2 separate regions of the Homo sapiens genome follow, and region 2 is linked to region 1. Evidence: read pairs that join two places in POLR2A ChIA-PET (ENCODE). Cell type or tissue: IMR-90. All regions are shown on one strand. Each heading gives the region's core, and the rest is flanking DNA. Links, peaks and the distances in the headings are about the cores only. Region 1 overlaps TIRAP (TIR domain containing adaptor protein). Region 2 overlaps KIRREL3 (kirre like nephrin family adhesion molecule 3).

Region 1 (16,186 bases), core at 4,540-12,539:
AGGGAGACTCCGTCTCAAAAAAAAAAAAAAAAATATGTAAGCACTGCTGTTTGAGTATATTCGTAGGACTGAAATTGCTGATGTGTGTATGCTCATCTTAGTCTATGGCCAAACACTTCTCCACCGGCAGTGTTCGAGTTCCCATCCCTGCACACTCTTACCACTACTTGATAGTCTTTTTCTCTGTAGCCATTTGGCTGAGTGCCCAGCAGTGATGCATTGAGGTTTTAGTTTGCATTTCTCTGATGACTAATGAACTGTTTTGATGTCTATTGCTCATTTGAATATTCCTTTTGTGAAGTGCCTGCTCAATTCTTCTGCTCATTTTTCTGTCGTCTTACTAGTTCCATTGAGTCCTTGAAATATTTGTGATATAAGACATTTATTGGATATATGTGTGTGTGTGTATATATATATATATATAATATATATTTTATTTGATTTTTGAGACGGAGTCTCTGTCACCCAGGCTGCAGTGCAATGGCGCAGTCTCAGCTCACTGCAACCTCCGTCTCCCAGGTTCAAGCGATTCTCCTGCTTTAGCCTCCCGAGTAGCTGGGATTACAGGCACCTGCCACCACACCCAGCTAATTTTTGTATTTTTAGTAGAGATGGGGTTTCACCATGTTGGCCAGGCTGATCTTGAACTCCTGACCTAGTTATCCGCCCGCCTCGGCCTCCCAAAGTGCCGGGATTACAGGTGTGAGCCACTGTGCCCAGCCCTGGATATATATTTTTAAACATTTTAACCCTCGGGAGATTGCCTTTTCACTCTCCTATTTATGTCTTTTGATGAACAGAAGTTCTTCATTCTAATGTTTTTTATTTTATCATTTTTTCCCCTTATAGTTGTATTATTTGAGTCTGGTTTTTAAAAAATCTTCCCTAGCAAGAAGACTCAGATAAAAGTAAAATTAAAGCTGGGCATGGTGGCTCATGCCTGTAATCCCAGCACTTTGGGAGGCTGAGGTGGGCGGATCACTTGAGGCCACGAGTTAGGAGACCAGCTTGGCCAACAAAGCAAGATCCTGTCTGTACCAAGAAAAATTAAAAAATGAAAAAAATAAATTAGGTAGGTGTGGTGGCTCACGTCTTTAATTCCAGCTACTCTAGAGGTTGAGATGGAAGACTGCTTGAGCCTTGGAGGTTGAGGCTGCAGTGAGCTGTAATCACAACACTGCACTCCAGCCTGGGTGACAGAGCAAGACCCTCTCTGGAAAAAAAAAAAAAAAAAAAAAAAAGGTCGGGTGTGGTGGCTCATGCCTGTATGTAATCCCAGCACTTTGGGAGGTTGAGGTGGGCCAATCACTTGAGGTCATGAGTTCCAGACCAGCCTGGTCAACATGGTAAAACCTCGTGTCTACTAAAAATACAAAAATTAGCTGGATGTGGTGGCGAGCACCTGTAGTCCCAGCTACTCAGGAGGCTGAGGCACAAGAATCACTTGAACCCAGGAGGCAGAGGTTGCAGTGAGCTGAGATTGTGCCACTGCACTCCAGCCTGGGTAATGGAATGAGTCTGTCTGAAAAAAAAAGAAAGTCATGGGTCCTTCTCACAGTCCCAGGTGTGAACACAGGGGGCCACCCTAGGTCTGCACCATAGTCTACAAACCTCTTTGAGAACACTGTGTTGTGTCTATCAAGCTATAAATGAATTATATTCAGGACTTTAAGTGACATTGTCCTGCAAACCATAATTAATCCTACCCAAACGTTTTAGCAAGTGTTTGAGAACAAAACAGCCTTTGAAACCAAAATTCTTTTAAATGTAAAGTCAAAGTCAGGTGAAGTATAGATGGTAATTTATTTATTTAAAGATGTAAAAACTGTTTCAAACAATTTGAACCTTTAAACAGACCAGGTTTTAGCACTCAACTGAAATCCAATACTTTCTCCATTCATTGGCCTGATCTAATCAGACACAGTGTAGTAGTTTCCTATTGCTGCTGTAACAAATTGCCACAAACTTAGTGGCCTCAAACAACACACATTGATTATCCTGCCGTTCTAAGATGGGTCAGCAAGGCCGTGCTCCTTCTGAAGGCTCCAGGAAAGAACCCATGGACTTGCCTTTTCCAGCTTCTAGAGGCCACCTGCATCCCACTGCCGCCTGCTTCCCTTGGCACAGCTCTTTCGTCTGCCTCAGACCTTCCTGCCTCCCTCTTGAAAGGATCTTTGTGGTTACATTAAACTCACCTGGGTAATCCAGGAATCCCTCCCCATCACAAGGTTCTTAATCACAGCTGCCGAATCCCCTTTTGCCACGGAAGGTAACATATTCTCAGTTCCGGGGATTAGGATGTGGGCCTCTTTGTGGGCCACTATTCTGTCTACCCCAGATAGTGATTCCTGCTTAACAGAAATCGAATATGAACTCTAAGAGATACATATTCTAATTATATGCCTTCACAGGCTCCAGTACATTCCCTATATAATAGAAATTGGAGACCAGTTTGATATTGGATACTAAATACACTTTGGATTTTTTTTTTTTTATTTTTGAGACTTGAGTCTTGCTCTGTTGCCCAGGCTGGAGTGCAGTGGCATGATCTCGGCTCACTGCAACCTCCACCTCCCGGGTTCAAGTGATTCTCCTGCCTCAGCCTCCTGAGCAGCTGGGATTACAGGCACGCACCACCACGCTTAGCTAATTTTTGTATTTTTAGTAGAGACAGGGTTTCACCATGTTGGCCAGGCTGATCTCAAATTCCTGACCTCATGATCCGCCCACCTCGGCCTCCCAAAGTGCTGGGATTACAGGCATGAGCCACTGTGCCCAGCCCACTTTGGATTTTATACAGCAAAACTCCATAATGTTTCCTTTACATCAGTTTCTGCACATAATATTGGAAAAGCATTCTAGAAAGCACTAAAGGTATTGTGCTACTTCTTTTCTGAAGAAATTCTTTACTAATTTTCTTTTCTTTATTTTTTTGAGATCGAGTCTCGCTCTGTCACCCAGGCTGGAGCACAGTGGTGCAATCTCGGCTCACTGCAACCTCTGCCTCCCAGGTTCAAGGGATTATCCAGCCTCAGCCACCCAAGTAGCTAGGATTACAGGTGTGCGACACCATGCCTGGCTAATTTTTGTATTTTTAGTAGAGACAGGGTTTCGACCTGTCGGCCAGGCTGGTCTTGAACTCCTGAGCTCACATGATCTGCCCACCTCGGCCTCCCAAAGTGCTGGGATTACAGGGGAGCACCAGCACACCCGGCTAAATTTTGTATTTTTAGTAGAGAAGGGGTTTTGACAGGCTGGTCTGGAACTCCTGAGCTCACATGATCTGCCCACCTCGGCCTCCCAAAGTGCTGGGATTACAGGCATGAGCCACTGAGCCCGTTCCCTTTACTAATTTTCTATCAAGTCATAGTTCTTACAAAGTGGGTATTTTTGGTATGATTCTACTTTATGAATTTTTTCAAAGCACAAAGAAAGCGACTGCGTATTAGACCACACAGCAAATCAGAGAATAGGCAGAGCTAGTGAGTAGAGCTTCCAGTTGGAGATTTGGGTTCATTACCTTACCTACTTGTCAACCACATCTCAAGATATGATGACAGTTACCAGGTCTTGGAAAGATTAACACGTGTTTGAATATGTGACAGTTCCACAGCTCCAGCTACAAAAGAACTGAAAAGGAACAGGGAAGGTGCATGGCGTCTTGGATTCCAGGAAGTAGGCAGTGTGTATGGTTACTGGAATTTACCTGCCATCTTGCTCAATTATCCTGTCAAAGGTGCTGTTATTTTTCTCTTTAAAACGTTTCCATGTTTCTCATGAGGGCTTATACCACCGCACTTCTGGTGGCATATACTGCTGGACAACTGGATTTCTTCTTAACCAAGCAATGGAAAAGCAATTTCCCCCAATTAGCATGCGTTGCCAAAAGGGCAAGTCATTTCATAAAATGAGAAACTGAAACTTTAAAATCTACATATATTAAGTAGATTAACATATTATGTTAATTTTTAACCTTTAGAATATTTACAAATCAAATGATGCTCTAGTTTACAAGTGCACCAAGGCCAAATAATTAATATTAAAATTAAAACAGAATTGAAAAAATATTTAAAAAATGCAAAAACCAAGTGACATCATGTTTACTACTGGGGGCAAAAAGGCATCCTGAACGGCCCTAGCTGCAGCCTACCACTTAGGCTGTCTGAAATCCCAAGCATATTAGGAAAGAAAAGAAACTCATATACATACTCATAGTCAACGTCCAGTGCCGTTTTGGTGGCTTCACATTTAGCTGTGTTGCTTTTTCAGATGTCTTCTCTGGTTCCTGTACCCATTCCAACCCTTTGCTCTGCCTCCTTTGCTGCTATGGTTTAAGTTCTACTTCTTTTTTGAACTTTGATATATGATCACAAATCCTCAGCATCCCTTGTCTTCTACGCATCAGTGAACAAAGCATTAATGTGCAGCATAGAATGACATTCTTTAATTTTTTTTATTGAGATGGAGTTTCGCTCTTGTTGCCCAGGCTGGAGTGCAGTGGTATAATCTCAGCTCACTGCAACCTCCGCCTCCAGGTTCAAGAGATTCTTCTGCCTCAGCCTCCCAAGTAGCTGGGATTATAGGCGCCTGCCACCATGCCCAGCTAATTTTTGTATTTTCAGTAGAGACAGGGGTTTTACCATGTTGGCCAGGCTAGGCTTGAACTCCTGACTTCAGGTGATCCGCCGCCTTGGCCTCCCAAAATGCTAGGATTACAGGCGTGAGCCATTGTGCCTGGCCACATTCTTTAAATTTTGAAACCTTTTATTTTAGTGTGTCTAATAATACTTGCTTCCATGAGTTCTCAGGTTTGTTTTGATCTCACAGATCCACCAAAGAGAAAGCAGCCCTGTGCCAGTTGCTCTGCCAGCCTTTCACAGGAGAAGTGTCACTAGAATACTACAGCCCCCACAGGCTCTGCTCCACAGAAACTTAAGGCTGAAAGAGTGTCCGCCATCAGGGACATCCTCTGTCACTACGGTGGGAAAAGAACATGGCAGGTTGCCTTTCTAAGGGATTCTTGGGCCTTTGTATTTCCATATAAATTTAGAAGCAGTCTGACAACCTCCCCACCAAAAAACCTAAAAAACAAAAATCTTCTAGACTTTGGAACAGCACTGAATTAATGATCAGTTTGGGAAACGTTAACATTACAAGTTTAATAAACCATGAACATAATATACCCCTCCAATATCTAGATTATTTTATATACATAGTAGCCCACATTTTCTAAGCATTTATTACATGCCAGGCACCATTAGGACTTTACATAAATGATTTCATTTAATCTTCACAATAATGCTGAGAAGGAGGCTCTAGTACTTCCATTTCACGGATGGAGAAACGAGTTTAGCAAGGTGGCCAAAGGTCACGGTTAACCAGAGATGAGAATCAGGCACTCTACCTGCAGTCTGCAGTCTGTACCACTTTTTGACATGACCTTCCTGAGCTGACGGCTGCAGGGGCGATGGGTCTATGGATGGAGTTATTCAGGGGGAGGCAGACTTGGAGGAAAAGTCTCCCAAGATTTCCTGCATGTGCTCTCTCTCTACTGTTCAGCTTCTGTCTATCTGGATACATAATTATTTGTCCAAATAGCAACTGTCCTTCTTCTGCCATTTCAGGCCTTACATAGGAAGTCCTTCTAAAGAGCTGCCTGCCAGCTGCCCTTCCCCAGATCCCGAATATCCTCCTGGCCAGGTGGAGCAGAGAACAGTTCCTCAGCTGGTCATGCTGAGCTCATACCCTGTAAGTCTGACCACACTACACAGCTTTGGCTTTATCTAGAATCCAGCTCCAATCACAGTCGTGTCTGGCCCTAATCTCATGAGGAATGAAAGACCCATTTAGAGAAGAAGCCTCTGTCAGGCATTAGGAGAGAAACAGAACTTCGCAGAGCTCATCCATGGGGAATGAGAGCAGGGTAAGTGCAGCCTTTGTGATTCTCTCTCTCTACCCTCTGTAGGATGGCTGCTCCATGAGGTCAAGACTGGGTCTCCTCCCTCCTCCCCCTTCACCAATGCCTGGTCTCACGGGGCTAGTTTTGACCCCCACGCTATGGCATCATCGACCTCCCTCCCAGCTCCTGGCTCTCGGCCTAAGAAGCCTCTAGGCAAGATGGCTGGTGAGTGGAACCGGACTCGCGACTCTGCTGTGTTCCTGAGTGTAGTGCTCAGCCTCCATAGGGCGCGGTGGGAGGCCTGCCTGGTCCAAACTCAGAGAGACGCAGGAAGGCTGACGTGGGGAACTCCTGACCTGAATTCAGGGCCTGGATGCTTTGTGGAGAGTGAGGAGGGGAGGCCTGCGTCAGCTCAGCCAGATCTTTATCCTTTTGGCTCAAAGGTTTTCCAGGCCTGCTCAGCTAGCTTTCCTAGCCTGGAAACCACTGTGCTGAGTGCTTAACACTGTCTCTTGTCGTCCAAATCTTTGTTCCAGAACCATTTAGAGGAGAAGCCAAGCAGAGAGAGAAAATGAATCAATCCCCACCACAACTATCTGTCCTTATCAAAGGCTGGGGAAGCTGTTTTCATCTCCTTATGGAGTCCCATACTCCAAACACAGACCTGAGCAGTGTTTCTCCCCCACAGACTGGTTCAGGCAGACCCTGCTGAAGAAGCCCAAGAAGAGGCCCGGCTCCCTGACATACCTGACACTGCATTATCTCAGTTAACTTTCAGCAACTAAGACAGGTCCACAAGTCCACAGTCAAAGCCGTGTCCCTGACTCCAGAGTGTGGGTTCTGAATCACGAAGCTCTCTGCTCCTCAGCAACTCTGAGCAGTAGCCTCTTCCCCATTTAGCGACAATCTAGGATTTCTTGGGGCCAAACAGATGCCAGTCCTCCGTACCCCTTCCTTCCTGTATACGTAGCCCTTCCTAATCTAAGTCCACCTCCCCTCAGTGCTGAAAGTGGGCTTTGGGACTGATGGATCCTTGCTAGCATAACGTAGCTCTGCCTGCAGACTCCCGGTGGTTGACTAGTCAGCTCTAGTGGGAAGTTCTGCTTAAGGTGGGCTGGGCTGGGGGTACCAGATATCAAAGGGCCTGGAGTAGTGCAAGGCCATTTCTCTTAACCAGGCTGGTGGAACACTCTCACATAAGGATTCCAGAGTTCTGACACGTCCAAAACCTTTACCTTTAGAGGGCACTTTTAGGCAAGTCCCAAAAGATAAACAAAAATAGCAGAGTGCTGGGCACAGTGGCTCACGCCTGTAATCCCAGCACTTTGGGAGGCTGAGGCGGGCAGATCATGAGGTCAGAAGTTCAAGACCAGCCTGACCAACATGGTGAAACCCCGTCTCTACTAAAAATACAAAAATTAGCCAGGTGTGGTGGTGCATGCCTGTAATCCCAGCTACTCAGGAGGCTGAGGCAGGAGAATCGCTTGAACCTGGGAGGCAGAAGTTGCAGTGAGCCAAGATCGCACCACTGTACTCCAGCCTGGGTGAGAGTGAGACTCTGCCTCAAAAAAAAAAAAAAAAAATAGTGGAGCAACAGGTCTCTGAGAATAAGATGTTTCCCAGTGCAGGGAGGTGGGCTGCAGTCTGTCTGTCCTCCCTGTGAGGTGGGGCTCCTCCCTGTGTGGGCAGTGAGAGGGCACCTGGTAACACACAGGCCTGAGCAGTGTTTCTCCCCCACAGACTGGTTCAGGCAGACCCTGCTGAAGAAGCCCAAGAAGAGGCCCAACTCCCCAGAAAGCACCTCCAGCGATGCTTCACAGCCTACCTCACAGGACAGCCCACTACCCCCAAGCCTCAGCTCAGTCACGTCTCCCAGCCTGCCACCCACACATGCGAGTGACAGTGGCAGTAGTCGCTGGAGCAAAGACTATGACGTCTGCGTGTGCCACAGTGAGGAAGACCTGGTGGCCGCCCAGGACCTGGTCTCCTACTTGGAAGGCAGCACTGCCAGCCTGCGCTGCTTCCTGCAACTCCGGGATGCAACCCCAGGCGGCGCTATAGTGTCCGAGCTGTGCCAGGCACTGAGCAGTAGTCACTGCCGGGTGCTGCTCATCACGCCGGGCTTCCTTCAGGACCCCTGGTGCAAGTACCAGATGCTGCAGGCCCTGACCGAGGCTCCAGGGGCCGAGGGCTGCACCATCCCCCTGCTGTCGGGCCTCAGCAGAGCTGCCTACCCACCTGAGCTCCGATTCATGTACTACGTCGATGGCAGGGGCCCTGATGGTGGCTTTCGTCAAGTCAAAGAAGCTGTCATGCGTTGTAAGCTACTACAGGAGGGAGAAGGGGAACGGGATTCAGCTACAGTATCTGATCTACTTTGACTTTTAGGAGACAGCCCTGTAGCCTAGTAGTTCAAAGCGCAGCTTCTGGAAAAGGCTGTCGGGGTTTGTATCCTGGCTCCTGCACTTATTAACCCATAAAAAGTAACTTGGCCAAGTTACTCACCCGCTCTGTGCCTTGGTTTCCTCACTGACCAACAGGTTTCCATTGCTATGAAATGAGAACAGTATATACACGAAGGGCTCAGAACATGGCCTAGCACATGTATTCATAACAGGCAGCGCCTAGCACAAATCAGGTCCTCAAGTTAATAGCTAGTAGTAGTAACAGTAATAGCATTAGGTTTCTCTGAGATCAGGCTGGAGATGTCCATCAAGAGCTGGGAAGGTGCCAGGAGGGACATTGGTTTAGTAAGGCAAAATGATGCAAAATAATAGGAAAGAAGTGCATATAAGTGTATCTGGGGAGGGCCATGCTATTGCAGTAGGTTTGGAAGTGTAATAGATAAAAAGATAGAAGAGGCAGGACCTGTTGGGGAAAACAGATGCTGGGTTTGGGAGGTGTGACAACGCTGTGATTGGTCTCTTTCAGATCTGCAGACACTCAGTTGACACTTGTTATATCATGGGACCCCGGAAATTGGAGTGAAGCTAGAAACAGAAAACCCATGCAGGGCCTCGGATTCCCACAAATGTGACAAGAGGTATAGGGAGTGAGTCACAGCGCTTTGCTCGTGACCCTGGGATCAGAGCACCCATCAGGCTTCCATTACTGTGGGCTCCCTAAGAAGACCATGGAGAGCTTGGGGACTCCCCCAGGAAGGCCGTGAAGCTGGGGATTCCCCCTAGGAAAGCCATGAGGAAGCTGGGGACTCCCCAAGAAGGCCATGAGGAAGCCAGAAATTGGAGGTGGTAGGAAGTGGTACTGATCAATGATGGCCAGCAGGACTCATCTCCTGCCTAACTGGACAGGAAGCCTGGCACCCACTTCTGTCTTCCCCTGGAACTGGGCACTGGCGTACACTGGTATCCCTCCTAAAGAAGTGACTCACCTGACTGATCAGCAAGAAGCCTAGATTGCAGGCCTCACCATGGATGGTCTTCCTAGTTGCCTGGGGAAACCCTGGAATGGGCATCAGGAGAAAGCAACAAGAATCCAGTCCTTCACACTCACACTACTCTGTTCCTCTTCCCAGAGACATCGATTCACTTCAAAGAGCTGTAGGGAAGATGCAGTCAGCACTGCACTGTATTTTTTATTTATTGCCTAGGTGCCATTAAAGACACAAACCTAGAAGCCTAGAGGCCATTCTGAATATGGGGGTGGGGTGGTGGAGGGAGCAAGTGAAGAGATGGGAATCCAGGGCTCAGGGTTCAATGCCTTCACCTGAGATCACAAGCCCATGGATGCTGTGACATCTGGGAGCTTCATCAGTGGTCTGGCTAAAGCTGATACTTTCACAGTCACCATCTTCACCTTTGGACTGGGAAGAATCACCATTTTTCTTCTGGCAGATGACTGTATTCCTTATAGGACAGGCAAGGTTTCATTCATCTGTTCTCAGTAAGTTTGTTGTTGAACTGAAATGAATTTCATTATTTCCTCCAATGTGTACTTTTGTGCCCCCCTCTCACTTCTCCCTATCATGACCCCTCTTTTGCTGAAAAAAATTTTTATTATTTTTTCTATCTCTAGTTCTAGAAAGAGAAAATTTATTTTTTAAATTATAAACTATTTTGCCAGGCGCCATGGCTCACACCTGTAATCTCAGCACTTTGGGAGGCCGAGGCAGGTGGATCACCTGAGGTCAGGAGTTCAAGACTAGCCTGGCCAATATGGTGAAACCCTGTCTCTACTAAAAAAACAAAAAAAATCAGCTGGGTGTGGTGGCGGGGGCCTGTAGTCTCAACTACTCGGGAGGTTGAGGCAGGAGAATTGCTTGAACCTGGGAGGTGGAGATTGCAGTGAGCTGAAATCACGCCACTGCACTCGAGCCTGGGCAACTGAGCGAGACTCTGTCTCAAAAAAAAAAGGCCAGGCATGGTGGCTCATGCCTGTAATCCTAGTACTTTGGGAGGCTGAGGTGGGCAGAATACAAGGTCAAGAGATCAAGACCATCCTGGCCAACATGGTGAAACCCCATCTCTACTAAAAATACAAAAATTAGCTGGGTGTGGTGGCGTGGGCCTGTAGTCCCAGCTACTCGGGAGGCTGAGGCAGGAGAATTGCTTGAACCTGGGAGGCAGAAGTTGCAGTGAGCCGATATTGCACCACCGCACTCCAGCCTGGGTGACAGAGTGAGACTCCATCTCAAAAAAAAGAAAAAAAAATTATTTTATTATGCACAAAAGGATTAACAAATAATATGTCCACTCATGTGCCTACCACCCAGTTTAAGAAGCAAAACCTTATCATCCCTTATAGTGGTCCCTTTGTGCCCTGAATTGCAGTCTCCCCTTCCCCCACCAGAAATAACCAGCATTTTGAATTTTGAACTTCTTGCTTTTAGCTTTTCTCTATACATTTACTACATATGTATGCACCTCCACCAGCATACTGTGTAGTTTTACATGGTTTTATATTTTATGTAAACAGCGTTACAGCGTTTGTATTCTGCAGATTCCTTTCCTTGTTCACCAAATGTGAGATTTATCCATGCGGATGGATGACATGCCAGTTATTAATAATACACTTTCATCCCACGATGTAAATATGCCACCATTTAGTTACACATTCTTCTCCAAATGGGTATTTGGTGTTCCTAGGTTTTTGCTATTAAAAACAATGAGCCTCTGAACTTTTTTGTACATTTTCACAAGCAAGATTTTCTAGGATTTAGCCTAGAAAATCCTGCTGGGGCTGGGTGTGGTGGCTCATGCCTGTAATCCTAACACTTTGGGAGGCCGAGGCGAGCGCATCACTTGAGGCCAGGAGTTTGAGACCAGCCTGGCCAACATAGTGAAACCCTGTCTTTACTAAAAATACAAAAATTAGCCAGGCATGGTGGTGCACGCCTGTAATCCCAGCTACTTGGGAGGCTGAGGCAGGAGAATTGCTTGAGCCTGGGAGGCAGAGGTTGCAGTGAGCTGAGATATCGCACCACTGCACTCTAGCCTGGGTGACAGAGCGAGACTCCATCTCAAAAAAAAAAAAAAAAAGAATATACATACTATTTTTCTAGAAGATGCCACAGTTTCTTCCAAATTGGCTGTACCAATTTAAGTTCCTACAATTTGTGTTTAAGAGTTCCCACTTTTTCATGTTCTTGCTAACGTTCAGAGTTATCATATTTTTAAATGTTTGCTAATCTGGTGGATGAAAACTGGTAAACTATTGTTATTTTTTTTCCTTTTCATCATTTTTATGAAAAAAAAAATCAAGCATATACTGAAAGGAAGAAGTTTGATGAATCCCTATGTGCCTGTCAGCTAGCTTCAACAATTACCAACTCTGAGCTACTCTTTTATCAATAATACCCTACTCATATCTCTCACTCCCCACAAGATCATTTGAAGCAAACCTCAGAAATCACTTTATTCCTAAATATTTAAGTATGCATCTCTAACTTATTAAAATTTTTTTGGTTTTGTTTTTTGTTTTTCTGAAACGGAATTTCACTCTTGTTGCCCAGGCTGGAGTGCAATGGCGCAATCTTGGCTCACTGCAACCTCTGTCTCCCAGGTTCAAGTGATTCTCCTGCCTAAGTCTGGGATTACAGGCATGCACCACCACACCCGGCTAATTTTTGTATTTTTAGTAGAGATGGGGTTTCACCATATTGGCCAGGCTAGTCTTGAACTTCTGACTTCAGGTGATCCACCTGCCTCGGCCTCCCAAAGTGCTGGGATTACAGGCGTGAAGCACCACGCCCAGCCTGAAATAATATTTTACCTTTTACTTTGTGCTTTTTGTGTTTTACTCAGGAAGTCCTCCCCTACATCTGTTTTCTTCTGTATTTCTTTTCATATTTAGGTCTTTAATCCACCTGGATTTTTTGTTTGGGTTTTTGTTGTTCTTTAGTCAAAGATCCAATTCTTTTTTCTATTTAAATAACCATCATTGACTGACTAGTCCATCCTTACCCCACCCCTACTGATTATGATGTCACTGCTGTCACATATTGTCATACGTGGGGGGCTGTTACTGGGTTCTCCAGTCTCCTCCCTTTACTTTATCTGTTTGTGTATCCCTGTGCTGGTGCCACACTGCCTCGTTCACTGATGTTTTTAATAAGCCTGCACCATTTGTATGTCAATTCTTCCTGCTCTTCTTATCCATCAAAAATCACTTTAACTTTTCTTGTTCCTTTACTCTTCCATATAAATTGTTTATTCAACCATCAGGTTCCAGGAAAAAGCCTGTTAGTATTTTCATTGGACTTACATGGAATTTGTAGATTTTGAAAAAACAGATATTTTTATGAGTCTTCCTATTCATAAAAATAGTATGTCTCCATTTACTTATGTCTTTAAGTGTATTTCAGTAAAGCTTTCTATCTTTTCCACATTGGTCAGCTCCTCTTTTTATTAGAATTATTCCCTAGCATTTCATATTTTCTGTTGCTGTTGTAAAGGGTAATTTTACATTTTTATCTATTACTGATATAAAGAATTGTAATTTATTTCACATATTGATCTAGTATTAAGCAGCATGCTGAATTACTTAATTCTATATGACTATAAACTTTGCAGGGACTTGCTGTTGCCCAGGCTGGAGTGCAGTGGTGTGATCATGGCTCACCACTGCCTCGACCTCCTGGGCCCAAGCAATGATTCTCCTATCTCAGCCCTCTGAGTAGCTGGGACCACAGGCCTGTGCCACCACTCCTGACTAATTTTTCTGTACTTTTTGTAGAGATGGGGTTTTGCCATGTTGCCCAGGCTAGTCTTGAACTCTTGGGTTCAAGCCATCTGCCTGCCTGGTCTTCCCAAAGAGCTGGGATGACAGGTGTGAGCCACCACACCTGTCTTGTTGAATTTTCTATAAACAGTCATACAATTTGCAAAAGAAAACAAAAACTTTAGTTCCTTGTGTGGTTCCTAAGGCCTCCAATAAAACAAAGTGACAATAGCAGCCATCCTTGTCTCATTCCTTAGAAGGAATGCTTCACACATTTCTCCACTAAATGTGTGCGTTGTAGGTTTTCTGATACATAATTTTTTCTTTTTTTTTTTTTTTTAGTCTTGCTCTGTCGCCCAGGCTGGAGTGCAGTGGCGCAACCTTGGCTCACTGCAACCTTTGCCTCCCAGGTTCAAGCGATTCTCCTGCCTCAGCCTCCCAAGTAGCTGGGACTACAGGTGCGTGTCACCACACCCAGATAATTTTTTGTATTTTTAGTAGCGATAGGGTTTCACCGTGTTAGCCAGGAGGGTCTCGATCTCCTGACCTCATGATCCACCCACCTCGGGCTCCCAAAGTGCTGGAATTACAGGCATGAGCCACTGCACCCAGCCTTTTTTTAATTATTATTTGAAGAATTTAAGATTGGAATTAATTGCTCCTTGAATGTTTGGTAGACTCATCTGTAATACCATTTGAGCCTAGAATATTCTGGTTTTTTTGAGACGGAGTCTTGCCCTATTGCCCAGGCCGGAGTGCAGTGGGATTACACGCGTGAGCCACCATGCCTGGCCAGAATATTCTTTATTGTAAAATTTAAAGCTGTAATTTCAATGTCTTGAAGAGTTATAGATCTAATTAGATTTTCCATTTCTCCTGGAGTCAATTTGGTACAAACAGTCAATAAAGACTACAAGACCAGTTTAAGTAGATTTTTCAGTTTGAGTGTCCTGGATCATGTACACAATCATGAATGTGAAGTCTGTCTGCATGAAGAATCATCTGTGGTTATAAATTCTTAGGAGGTTTTTTCCTTCTTCCCTCTGGAACAACGGTTGAAGCAGGCAAGTTTCCTAATCACCTTCTCTCCTTTAGTAGGGCAGCATTTTTCTTTTTTATAAATAGTTGGCCTGGCCAGGCATGGTGGCTCACGCCTATAATCCTAGCACTTTGGGAGGCCAAGGCGAGCAGATCACCCAAGGTCAGGAGTTCGAGACCAGCCTGACCAACGTGGCGAAACTCCGTCTCTACTAAAAATACAAAAAAATTAGCTATGCGTGGTGGTGGGTGCCTGTAATCCCAGCTACTCAGGAGGCTGATGCATGAGAATCGCTTGAATCCAGGCAGCGGAGGTTGCAGTGAGCTGAGATCGCGCCACTGTACTCCAGCCTGGGCGACAGAGTGAGACTCCGTATCCAAAAAAAAAAAAAAAAAAAAAAAATTGTTGGCCCCTTCATTGAGCTAGTGGACCTTCAGGGTTCTTAGCTCTATAGAAAGTTCTGTATCTTAATTCCTCTTTACATAAGCTCAGGTCTTGTCTCTTGTCCCTTGAATCGGGTCCTAGACGTCTAGAGATCAGCAATGGCCCTTAAAATAGCTTCCACCTTAAAAATCCCCTTACCACTCTATAGATTCAAACTCCCACATCATTTTTGGTTCCTGCAAATTTTACTTTTTTGAGAGCTCAGCAACGTAACTAAAAGAATGTTTTAAATTTTACATCCAGAATGTTCGGGTATTTTGTAGCTGACTTGTTTTCAGTTTAGTCTGTTATAATCCCTGAAATGGAACTGGGAAGTATCCAATCCTTCTTTAGACTAAAAAAGAAAAGATTTGGGAGGTTTTTTTTTTTTTTTTTTTTTGAGACAGAGTCTCGCTCTGTCACTCAGGCTGGAGCACAGTGGTGCAATCTTGGCTCATTACAACCTCCGCCTCCAGGTTCAAGCCATTCTCCTGCCTCAGCCTCCCGAGTAGCTGGAATTATAGGTGCCTGCTGCCACACTCAGCTAATTTTTGTATTTTTAATAGAGATGGGGTTTCGCCATGTTAGCCAGGCTAGTCTCAAACTCCTGACCTCAAGTGATCCACCCGCCTTGGCCTCCCAAAGTGCTGGGATTACAGGCGTGAGCCACCGCACCTTGCGTGGGAGAAATTTTAAGATTTCTGAAAAACAATTGAACAGGGCTTTATAATAAATGAGTAAGCTAATACAGCATTGTCTAGTAGAACTTCCTTTGATAATGAAAATGTTCTCCATCTGTGCTCATACGATAGCCACAAGTGGATATCAAGCACTTGCAAAGTGGCTAGTGTAACTGAGGAAATGAATTTTAACTACTACCATAAAGATTCCTTTCACACTGAGGTCTGGTATTTAATAGAACCTCTGGTAGCTGAGGCTTCCTATGAGCTCATCCTTTCCTTGGCATTCTTTTTTTTTAAGAGACAAAGCCTCGCTCTCTTGCCCAGGCTGGAGGGCAGTGGTGTGATTATAGCTCACTGCAGCCTCAAACTTCTGGGCTCAAGTGGTCCTCCCACCTCAGCCTCCTAAGTAGCTGGGACTACAGGTATGAGCCACCACGTGGGGCATGAGCCAGGCCTTTTTGAAGAGTAGAATTCTGGTTTTATATTTTAATCAAAATTATACCCATATTGATTAATTTTGCCGCTAATGAATACATTTCTCTACTATTTCATTTCAAATGTTTCTATTTTGCTCATTATATTTTAGCTACACAGGTCATTCCTTTTGAGACAGAGTCTTGCTCTGTCACCCAGGTTGAAGTGCAGTGGCGCGACCTTGGCTCACTGCAACCTGCACCTCCTGAGTTCAAGTGATTCTCCTGCCTCAGCCTCCCAGGTAGCTGGGATTACAGGCGCACACCACCACACCCAGCTAATTTTTGTATTTTTAGTACAGACTATGTTTCACCATGTTGGCCAGGCTGGTCTCGAGCTCCTGATCTGAAGTGATCCGCCCACCTCAGCCTCCCAAAGTGCTGGGATTACAGGTGTAAGCCACCATGCCCCACGGTCATTCCTATTTTTTAAAAATGTCAAGCACATTACTGCTCTAGGGCCTTTGACAGCTAATATTTACTGTGCCTG
Region 2 (10,673 bases), core at 2,074-10,073, 130 kb after region 1:
CCCTGGCATAGCAGGAGAGTGAGTGGTGCTCACAGCACCCGTCTGCAGGCACCCAGCCTGGCACCCGGCACCCTGGGTTACTGCCCAGAGGAGGGAGGGGCTGGAGGATGCCAGACGAGAGTGCCAGAGTCCTCTCCCACCTTCCTTCCTCTCTTCCCCACCATTCTTCAGTTACCCAAATCTCATGCTTGGGAGGTATGTGTTTTAAGGACAGGGGTGGGGTCAGACAAAGAAAGCCAAGTTTCCCTTCTCAGATTAAGTGGGAACCAGAAAATGGAGTTTATGGAAGGTCTTGCCAGCGGCCCAGGCTGCCAGGATGGGATGGGCAGGCCTGGAGGGCAGTGTGGAAGGGATTTGGCAAGGCCTAACAGCCAGTTGCTGGGCCAGGGGATGAAACGGCTTCTTTCCTAGGTCTTTAGCATCCTAACAATCCTGCCGTTTGCCTGTCTCTCCCGCCTTCGTTCTCCATCTTCCCAGATCCTGCTTAGCTGCCAACTGGGCTTCCTGCCACCCCACAGCTGTTCCTTTACATCTGGAGCCAGGAGGGAGAGTTGGAACTCCCCACTTGGGGAATGGAACTGGCAGCTGTATTCCTGGCTTTCTCGGAAAGAGTTGCGGCCTTGAGGTTTTGAGACAAGCCAGGCTGGGACAGGACAGATAAAGAGGGGCAGCAGTTTGGGAGGAACAGAGGAAGATGACATGGTTCTCCACAGAGCGTTGGAATGGCCTTGTGGACACCCACTTCATCCCCCAGAATGGCCCCAAGGACCCTCCCAGGGAACAGAAGGGCTGCTCTCTCAGCAGCCTGGCTGCTTTGCCAGGGGAGAGGGGGGTTCTGAGAGCGAGTAGAGCCCCAGCATCTGCAGCCCCAAGCCCACTCCCCTCCACACGGGCAAACTTTGTCTTGAAGGCTGTGTCCTGGGGAGCGAGCTTGCAGACAGCAGGGGTTGTGAGCGTGTGGGGATCTCAACTCTGCTCACCCCGATGCGTCCCCAGCTGCCGCTCATGTGGAGATGCAAGGGAGTGTCCGTTTTCCCATCCGGGGCCATTGAGAATGGCTGTCTGCATACATGATCCAGCTGGCCTGGACTGAGGCCACTGCCTGTTACTGAACGTGCCTAAACTCAAGCTAGAATCCGGCACACAGGGGTGGGTCAGACCCGTCTAAACTCCACACACGCACACATGTAGATATGGGAGCATTTTACATTCTTGGTGGGTTGTTTGTGATTCTGTGTGCGGACAGTCCTTCCTGCTCACATACTGAGAAGACTGTGAATGCGGGGTGTGTGTATACCCAAATAGACCATTGTTTGCTTGGGGGGGTGGGGATAGCTTTCTCCAGGGTGCCCAACATCCTACGCAGATTGAGGCAATACTGGCCAAGGGTCGGAGCTGAGAATGGGGCTTTGATGTGGGGCTGTTGGATGGGGTTCTTTGGTTTTCTGGGAAAGGGACTTTCAGTCTTCAATTAGCCCAACCAACGGGAATGAACTGCCTGCCAGCCTGCCTGGGACTGATTAAACCATACCCTGGAAATGAGGAGGGGAAAGAGCACAGTAGGGCACGTGCTTGAGGGCAAGTCAGGAGATCTGGGTTCTCCACCAGCCTCTGTCGCCTTTTTCTGTAAGAACGTGGGCCAGTCATTTCTCTGCAACAAAAGGGTGGGTCCAGCTAAGGAGAACCGCTTGTCTCAGAATTACCTAGGGAGACTTGGGAATAGAGATTCCTGGGTCTCACCCAGGCTGCTGGGGACAGCAGGATCATCGCACGGGCCTCTTGACTCTACGGCCTGCGTGTAAAGCCTGCGCTAAGCCCCAGTGTCCTTCAGCGGCGTCAATTAGGCGCACGCGCAGTTTCCTCTCCGGAGGGGCGGGCAGGGCAGGGGAGGGAGGAGCTACTGATGTAGCTCGCCCCGCCCTGGCGTCAGGGCCGTGCAAGCGTTGTCCGCATGGGCGCCGCGCCGACCCTCGCGGCCGTGGGAACCCGCCCGGAATCTCGCAGGGCCTGTCGCGCTTCGTCCAGGTTGACGGCCTCCTCCCCGCGCTTTTCGGGATGCTGGCCCCGGCGCCCCGCCTCAGGCGAGGCCGGCCCCTCCCTGGCAAGCGGCTCAAGGCTTGGCGACGGCTCAGGGGAGGCTGGGCGGACTAGGGGGCCGCGCCCCTCCGAACTCTCGCTGGGCCTCGGTCATGCCACCTGCTTTGGGTTCATCGCAGAGGCTGGGGTGAAACTGCCTTAGGTTGCGAGGGAGTGGAAGAGCTCTGTCCCATCGAATTTAGATCCTGGAAGTCCACAGAGGGGAAACTGAGGCCCGGAGGAGAGAAGGGACTCCCCGCTTCGTCACCTTGCTGGGCAGGATAAGAGTCAAGGTCTCTAGTGCGGGAACACTTATAAATGTTACTCTGTGTTCACATCACATGGTGTGCCTTAATTTTGGATGCCAAGGATTTTATTTACATTTTCCAAGGACACAAATGCATTCCGTTGCTTTCCTCCAGAGGCTGCCTAGCCTACGAGGAGTTTGAGCTTGGAACAGGTTTTTGTGGGAGACAGTAAGGTGCGATGCACACCAAATAGGGACAGTTGGACCGTGAGTTCAACTCCCTGCTCTGTCGTTTAGCCGAGTAAACCTCTGCTTCTCCATCTGCAAAGCAGTGATCATGCATGTCTCTCTCACAATGAGGTTTTAAAGACCTAATGGGAAAATGATCATAAAAACATTTTGTAGAGTGTAAAGTATGATATCAATATTAATTGGAAAGCTGCCTTGCATCGTGGAAAATGCCAGAGGGTATGAAACAGGTTAGGTACATTTGTAGGGCCAAATACTTGGCCAGGTAGTGAGTAACATGGCTGGTTACAGAAAAGTCTTTGTCTTCAAATCACCCACAAGGTAGGTAGGGGAAGGTAAGACATCAGTGAAATGACTGCAACACAGGCTTTGCATAATCAAACGATGAATAGTGTTTAAACTGCTTTATATTGGTGGTTTTCTTTTTCTTTCTTTCTTTTTTTTTTTTTTTTGAGACAGAGTTTCACTCTTGTCACCCAGGCAAGAGTACAATGGCAGGATCTCAGTTCACTGCAACCTCCGACCCCCGGGTTCAATGGATTCTCCTGCCTCAGCCTCCCGAGTAGCTGGGATTACAGGCGCCTGCCACCACGCCCAGCTAATTTTTGTATTTTTAGTAGAGATGGGGTTTCATCATGTTGACCAGGCTGGTCTCAAACTCCTGACCTCAGGTGATCCACCTGCCTCGGCCTCCCAAAGTGTTGGGATTACGGGCGTGAGCCACCGCGCTCGGCTATTAGCGGTTTTCAAGTTGAAGTCGGACACCTTTAGGGATTCTTGGGGAAAGAGATTTCTTGGGAGACATTATCCATTTCAATGGTACCTAGCATGCCACAGTAGATTCCTAAACAAAGGTTGAGAAGTATAACCTGAGTTTGTCAGCTCTATTCTAATCTCTCCAACCTTTTTGAAGTCTTCATTATAGCTTCGGAAAACTGTTAGTTTCCAACATTCCCATAATTCTGTACTAGATGTGGTTCCAAGAAATCAGACCTTTCTGACTTAAAAGTTTAAGGAGGGGTATGCGCGTGGTGTGCGTGTGGGTGTGTGTCTGTCTGTAGTTATAGCTGGTTTTCCTGTCCAGTTCAATCTCATTGAGTTTATCTCTCTTGTTAGAGATTTTTGGGATCCTGTGCCCAATAAATAAGAAGAGATGAACCTTGAGTCTCATTAGATGACAGATTTTTGAGAAGCTCAAATGTATGGGAAGGCTCCACTTCTTCACTTAAAGGGACTGCAGATGGTGTGAAGCAGGTGGGAGAGACCCCAGTGCTAAGAGGGTTATTACAACAGGGCTTGGCAAGAATTTTTCAGGGAAAAATGAACTTTGGGAGGCGGGTGCTGTTTTTTGCCCCATTTTGGGTTCCCAGGGAAAGGTAACAATTTAAACACACACCACCTGAACAGAGACATAGCTTCCTCTCAAGAGCCTTGGAAGGCTGGGAGAGTGGTGTTGGGTGGAGAGAATGAGAGCAGGCTCAGATGTTGAAACAACCCTAGGGGATTGGAGTTGGAATTGCTGAACTGAGCTAGTCCAGAGCCATCTATCATTCTGAGTCTTCCCAAAACACTATTTACACAGATCACCAACTTTCACACTTAAGGAGTGTCTCCCCGTTTCTCTTCTTACTAAGCATGGAGCTGGTGGAGTCTGGTTGGAGATAGCCTTCAGGTCTGTGCTCTTTTTCTCAGTGAATTTATGTTGCACTGATGGAGCCCTTGCATGGCAGGAGAGCTAGATAAACTTTTAATTTCTGTTAAAAGTCAAATAGGAAGCTCTTATCTGAAAATTCTGCTTAAATCCTTGTCTGCATCACTTTATCTCTACTTGCCTTCTTCTTTTAGTATTTCTCTGAAGTGCAATGCCCATTAATGTCACAAATGTACTTCCTAGTCCTTGGGCAGCAGAGCCTGGCCCTTTATTTTCCTTGCAAAGGAGGTGAAAGTGGTAACTTGAACTTAGTCCACCTGGACTTTGTCTCATAGAAAGTGATCTTCAGGCCGGGGCCAGTGGCTCACACCTGTAATCCCAGCACTTTGGGAGGCCAAGGCGAGTGGATCACCTGAGGTCAGGAGTTCGAGACCAGCCTGGCCAGCATGGTGAAACCCCCATCTCTACTAAAAATACAAAAAAATTAACTGGCCATGGTGGTGGGCACCTGTAATCCCAGCTACTCGGGAGGCTGAGGCAGGAGAATCGTTTGAACCCGGGAAGTGGAGGTTGCAGTGAGACGAGATCGTGCCATTGCACTCCAGCCTGGGCAATAGGGCGAGAGTCTGTCTCAAAAAAAAAAAAAAAAAAAAAAAAAAAGAAAGTGATCTTCAGAGGGATGAATCCCTTCCTATATTCAGCTTCTATCCAGAATAGTACTTTTTCTCTTGCATAACTGGGTATAGATTTCAGATAAGCTCCATTTAGTTAAACTCCAGTTATTTCCAGGAACATCTGGACTCCCTGAGACCTCACTAGCCTTCTTTTTGAGCATTAATAGTTTAGATTCACCATAAAGAAGACAGTTACAAAGAACCATTTTTTGAATGTTTTCAGCATTCCAAGATATTGCCAAGGGCCGTAAGGTTAAGGAACAGCGGAAAGAAATGCTATTTCTTGTCTGGTATTCTCCAATCAGGGAACTCAAGGAAGCTCTCTACTCAGGGGATGAGGCTGTCTCAGCCCCGTGGGTGGGCTAAGTGGACTGTTTCCGAGAAAAGCACTGGGAACATGGAGTGGCAGGCAGATATTGGCAGAGGCATAAATATAACCAGGGATGTAGATGACAATTTGATGACGTATCTTGTGAATGGTGTATATTCACAGAAGGCCTTTTAAAGATGGAGGCTGTGGGAGTAGGAAGACTTATAGGGCTTGTAGTAATGAAAGCTTTCAGTGTATGTCAAAGAACTTGCTGTTAGCGAGGACGGGAGGAGGGCCAAGGAAGAATGGCGGTTAGAGAGGGAAAGAATTAATGGTTTTGCGGCAAACATGGACTTGGCCAGGAAAACAATTCCTTATTTCTAGAAAGAAGAGGAGCTTTTAAATTTTTTAAAATTTTTCTCAGTTTATGACCTGGTTAGGAACACTGAAACATAAGGAGTTGGGGAAAGGATGGTTGGAGGCTCACTGGAAATGAGAGGCGGCTATCAGTGAATGAGCTCTTTATCAGTGACTCCCAGAGACTGCTGCTAATTTTGATTTGAAAGCTGCAAATTGCTGGTATGTGGTTACAGTTCCTAAGAACAACTTAGATAAGAGATTTTCAAAAGCCGTTTTGAAAGGGGAAGTGAAATTTAAGATTTAGTTGTCATTGGTCTACATCTAAGTGTTTGTTTCTTTAGATGTGCACACCAAGGAGCATTTAAAATAAAAATCTATTTGCAAATTAAGATAGTCTTTATTTACATTTTTATATTTTTATTTCAATAAAAAGTGTGTTTTATAGAGAAAGCTCCCAGAGAAGAAACTAATCTCAAGACTCCCTTTTGTCTTTTTTTTTTTTTTTTTCTGGTGCCAGGACAAACCGCACACATAATACCTGGGAAGAACTAATCAAACGTGTGTGTGTGTGTGTGTGTGTGTGTGTGTGTGTATGTACCTTGTGCCTTCGGTTCTGATTCCATAATAGCAAATGACCCAAGCAGCACATACTCCTCTCCAACCAGGAAGTGAGAAATGGAATTTTGGTTGACTCCTTTCTCTTGTTCTAAGAAATCTCCCAAGGACTGCACCATGTTTGTTTTCATTTCCCTGGCTCCTTTCCATTCTGGAAACTTAAAATCGGCTTCATGGCCTCTTGCTTTATAGAATTTGTTCAAAAAGGCTTCGTCAGAAATGGATTTGATGTGACATTTTTGCTCTTCACGTGAAAGTACTTCCTATTCCCTGAAAGTGGAAGAGGTGGTGGAAATAACCCTGGCCTTGGCCGACTGATCTTGAACCTGAGAATTAGAGACTGGGCCTCCGTCCAGTGACTCTGAGCCAGTAATGAAGTTTAAAGCTATCGGAAGACTGGCTGCCGTCCTTGGTAGAGGTGGGGGTGATTTGATACACAGAAGAGCTTTGTTTCCCAGGGCTTTGTGGTCTTTCCGGGTCATTTGGGGACTTAGGGTGGAGGACGCCAGTCTTGCCTTCCTAATGGAGCTGTGCTTGTCCTCGCCCGGCCTGCCCCAGAGCGCATGCTAGCACAGTCTTGCCTTCCTAATGGAGCTGTGCTTGTCCTCGCCCGGCCTGCCCCAGAGCGCATGCTAGCAGATGGCCTTTACCATCAGCCACTTCCAGCGACATTCTAGGATGAATGTGTGTATAAAGCTCATGTTTGTCACTCGTTAGCGCTTGACGCTGGGCAAGTTTTCTGGCTTCTTTAAGCCTCAACCCACATCTGTAAAATGGTGATACTTCGTAGAATTGTGAGCATTAAATAAGATTACAAATGTAGAGCACTCATTTTATTTAATGTGAAATCACCTATGGGGGAATTCGGGGCTTCCCACTGCCTTTGTTTTTCAGCACCTCCCTTCACCAGCTTTTCTGCACCCCCACTCATTTGTGAGAAATAGATAGTGCTGGAGACAGCTGAGGGATGTACTCAGCTCAGTTCAGGCTTCTCAATGCCCCAGAGTCCTCCAGATCCCCCTCATTTTTTCCCTCCATGCTCTTGTCTCTCACAAAGATCATCCTTGTGACCTCCTATCCCTTGGGCTATTCTTTGCTGCATTGGGCATTGGACAGTGCTAAGAGGGTTGGGCACCGTGCAGCCTAGTGTTTGCAGCTGCCCCGGTGCGCTCTGCTCAGTCCATATTCTTACCCTGGGTGTGCCGAGGGACAGGACAAAGGGCTTATTTTATAGAACATATTTCTTCCCCATTCTTCTCGTTTATAATTTTGGTTTCCAGGAAAGAATGGAAGAATGGGCACCTCCACCCTATTAGTGCACACTCTGTGTGTGTGTGTGTGTGTGTGTGTGTGTGTGTGTGTGTGTAGCAGGAGCAAGGGGCAGGGTCAGCTGTGCTGAGGACTAGGAGGTAAATGGTCTACGCATATCCAAGGTGGGAAGACCAAGAGAAATAAGAGAAGTAAATGAACAGATCCTCTAAAGTCATCTTTTCCTTATTCCAGCACACCAAGGCATTGTGCATATGGTCTTGGATCCTTATTCTCTGTTAGCCAATGGAAAACATATATGGAAAGAAAGCAAGCAAGCTTGCTGAGATTAACCTAGAGAGGGCAGGGGCCAGCATCCTGATGTCTATGCTAGGCCAGCATGGTACCAGCAGCAGAATGTGGGCTGTGGACATACACTTAACATTTCTGATCAGTTTTTACTCCCTCAGGCTTAGGGGCTACAAAGGAAGATAGCCAGGTTTCTGGGAAATTTCGAAGCACTTGGAAATATGATCGAAGCAGAAAATTCCTCTGAGTGGAGGAGCTGTGTAGGCTGTGTATAGAATCTGTGGATTGGGACCATCCAAGGAATCAGTGTCTGGAAAGAAGCACAAACTGGTGTGATGAAGGTTCCCATGATGGGTAAGAACTACCAGGGAAGGTTGGAGAAGAAAGGTTTAAAACTGACAAGGAACCTCCAAGCCACCTTAGGGACAATTTGGGTTCTTTAAAGTTCCATTTGAATCCCACTCCCTCAACGAGCACTCTAACTTGCCCCTGTTTATCCACCCCATCTGCCATGACCACATCAAACTTACCCACAAGCGAGGCCCTTCTTAGAACACTATTTGAGTTGTATATTAAAATGTTAGGGTGCCTGGTGGTCTAGACTCTTTCCAGCGGGTCTTGTTCTCTGAACCTCTAGAGGAGGGAACTTTGCCTTCAGAATATTGCTGAGAGGAAGGGTCCAGAATGGCCTGGCCAGTATCTAGTGTGACCACTCTGCCTCTGAGCTATATTTGGCTGAGTCAGGTGGCTGGTGAGTCCCACACGTCCTCTGGATTGAATCCACCCACAGGGGAGAGGAGTCAGCCTGTAGGTTTAATTGCCACCACAATCAGAGCTATCAACTGCCTTTATTGTCTAGGAAGATTGAATCAAAGGAGGGCAGAGAACCTTGGGTTCCCAACGCATTCTATGAGCTCTTGGGTTCTTCCTGTGGCTTTGTAGGAACAAAAGAACAGAACAAACATGTTGGAGTAGTGTCCCTAACATTTATTTCAGGTGGTGACTAGGAGGGTTGAGGTGTAGATATACTTCCTCTCTTCTCGTGGAGCCTTACTGAAGACAGGATCGCCGTTCTTGTGTTTATCAGCTGAGAAGGGCAGTCTCGCCATCTTAAAGACCTGCCCTCCAGCCCCTTCAAACGCCACACTTCCCAGGAAGCACTCTCTCCATAAGTGTTCAGAGAACCCTGACCAGAGAAGCTCCCGCACTTCTTATATGAACTCCGATTGTGCTGAGGGGGAGGGGAGGAGTACACAAAGCAGGAGGTGGGTGGGGAGGCTGGGGTCACACAGCCCAGGAGGGGCACACCCGGCGAGGTGCTCCGTCAGCACAGGCTCCCTCCTCCCTCCCTCCCCCCAGTACACCAGGCTCTGACCGGACCGGTCCCACCGCAGAGTTCAGCGGCATCAAGTCCAAGGACAGAACTGCAAGAGTATGGACACAAAACACCAAACAAATTGGGGGTGGGCTCCCGGCCAGCCTGGTGAGAGAGAGGCTCCTTTAGCCAAGGCCATTTCTGGCTTGTCAGCCTCCAGGGTATGGGCTATGAGCAGCAGTGGGGAGCCGGGGTTTCTGGGGCAGCTCAGTGCTGGGAAGACGTCATCCCCTTCTCCCCAGGGCTGTATGGGAGCACAGGCACAGGGGTAGGTAGAGCTTCTGGTCAGCGAGGGGTAGAGCCCACAGAGAGACCAGAGAGTGGACCGCAGTTTCATGAAAGCAGAGTTATAGCTGCCACTTGTGCCTGTGGGCAGAGCAGGTGGTAGAGGGGCCTCCAGGAAAGGGCCGGGGACACGGGTGTCCAGCACTAAGCACAGCGCACTCAGCCGCAGCCTCTGTCTGTCTCCCCACCCGCCCACCTCTGGCACACAGCACCTGGGGACCCAGATTTGTGCTTGATCAGAGCTTCGAAGGAAGGCAGTGGCAGAGGCGCTGGGAGGCTGTCCTGGAAGTGGCCAATTCTGGTGTCCTCTGCAAAGTACCCCTCGTCCCTGGACAACCAGAACGTGCCCTGACCTCTTCCCTGGCCCGTCCCCACCCGCGGTGTGTGATCCTTAGACGTGAGTCTGCATCCGCCGCTGCAGGGGTCGACTGGGGTCAGAGTTCTGGGACGAGGACTGGGAGTGGTGGGAGGAGGAAGCAGAAGCCTTGCTGGCCTTGTCGAACTGCACATAGCCATCCTGCTTGCCGCTGCTGCTGACGCTGCTGTCACACTGCGTGTCCAGGAAGGAGCTGCTGTCGCTGAGGGAGCCTCTCTGGAACTCCCGCTCACAAAGCTCGATGGACGAGCTGCCCATGCCCAGCACAAACCGCTGCCCGTAGTCGTAGAGGCGGCCCTGGCCGCTCAGGGTGCTGTAGATGTTGGTGAAGGACATGCCTGTGGGCACACGCTGCTTGCCCGCAGGACGCAGGTCGGGCTGGCAGCTGGAGAGGGAGATGGTCGGGGTTGAGTGGTGCTCTTTGAAGGTGTTGACGCTGTAGTAGCCATTGGTGGGGTCCTGGATGGGCGAGAGGAAGAGGAGCGTCACCTGGTGGAGTCTCCACTGAGCGTGGCTGGGGTTTCCAGGCTGAGCCCGTCCCCTTATGCGGGGAGGGAAGAGGGAAAACAGGAGGAAGGGAGCAACCTGGTAGGGAGCAAACTCAGGGGTGAACAGCTGCAGGGAAGGTGCAGGGGAAGAAGGACACTGAACAGGAGATGGCAGAAGGGGGACTGCGGACCCCAGGAGGGGAGGGACGGCAAGGGTGAGGGCTGAGGGCCGAAGGAGGGAAGCAGAGGCTCTTGACTGGGTTTATGTCAGGGCAATGCAGGGTCATTTGAAAGTCAGGCTTTTTAATTGTTTTTATCCAGAACATGGATGCTTCATTTTGAATCTACATGTGAGGAGGCTGTGGAAGAGAACTGGGGAGTCTCAGCCTTAGCTCTCTCAGCCTCCTCAG

The links. ChIA-PET counts read pairs that join two places held together with the same protein. Peaks named below come from ENCODE experiments on the same cell type or tissue, not always from the same donor. Only the 100,000 strongest peaks of a DNase experiment are listed, where the experiment ranks them.
Region 2: POLR2A ChIA-PET joins it to region 1 with 13 read pairs; 9 of 35 experiments call an interaction of 5 or more read pairs at or near these places.

What each region holds. Positions count from the first base shown.
Region 1 is chr11:126,284,838-126,301,023 of GRCh38, forward strand. TIRAP (TIR domain containing adaptor protein) reads left to right here. Exons shown (of 5, transcript NM_001318777.2): 2 at 5,625-5,748; 3 at 5,966-6,124; 4 at 7,640-8,218; 5 at 8,831-10,096. The coding sequence starts at 6,058. The coding sequence ends at 8,850. It overlaps TIRAP-AS1 (TIRAP antisense RNA 1), which reads right to left. Exons shown (of 2, transcript NR_187388.1): 2 at 9,459-9,757. Among named protein-coding and RNA genes, the nearest start is that of TIRAP, 9.8 kb to the left of the region's middle. RefSeq lists enhancers at 271-350, 7,971-8,475. In IMR-90, for the core only: no CTCF peak of the experiment used is centred there; no DNase peak of the experiment used is centred there.
Region 2 is chr11:126,414,790-126,425,462 of GRCh38, forward strand. KIRREL3 (kirre like nephrin family adhesion molecule 3) reads right to left here. Exons shown (of 17, transcript NM_032531.4): 17 at 8,569-10,234. The coding sequence ends at 9,791. Among named protein-coding and RNA genes, the nearest start is that of ST3GAL4, 64 kb to the left of the region's middle. RefSeq lists an enhancer at 1,705-1,999 and silencers at 1,766-1,895, 1,996-2,165. In IMR-90, for the core only: no CTCF peak of the experiment used is centred there; a DNase peak (open chromatin) is centred at 5,232; H3K4me3 peaks cover 245 bases; H3K27ac peaks cover 469 bases.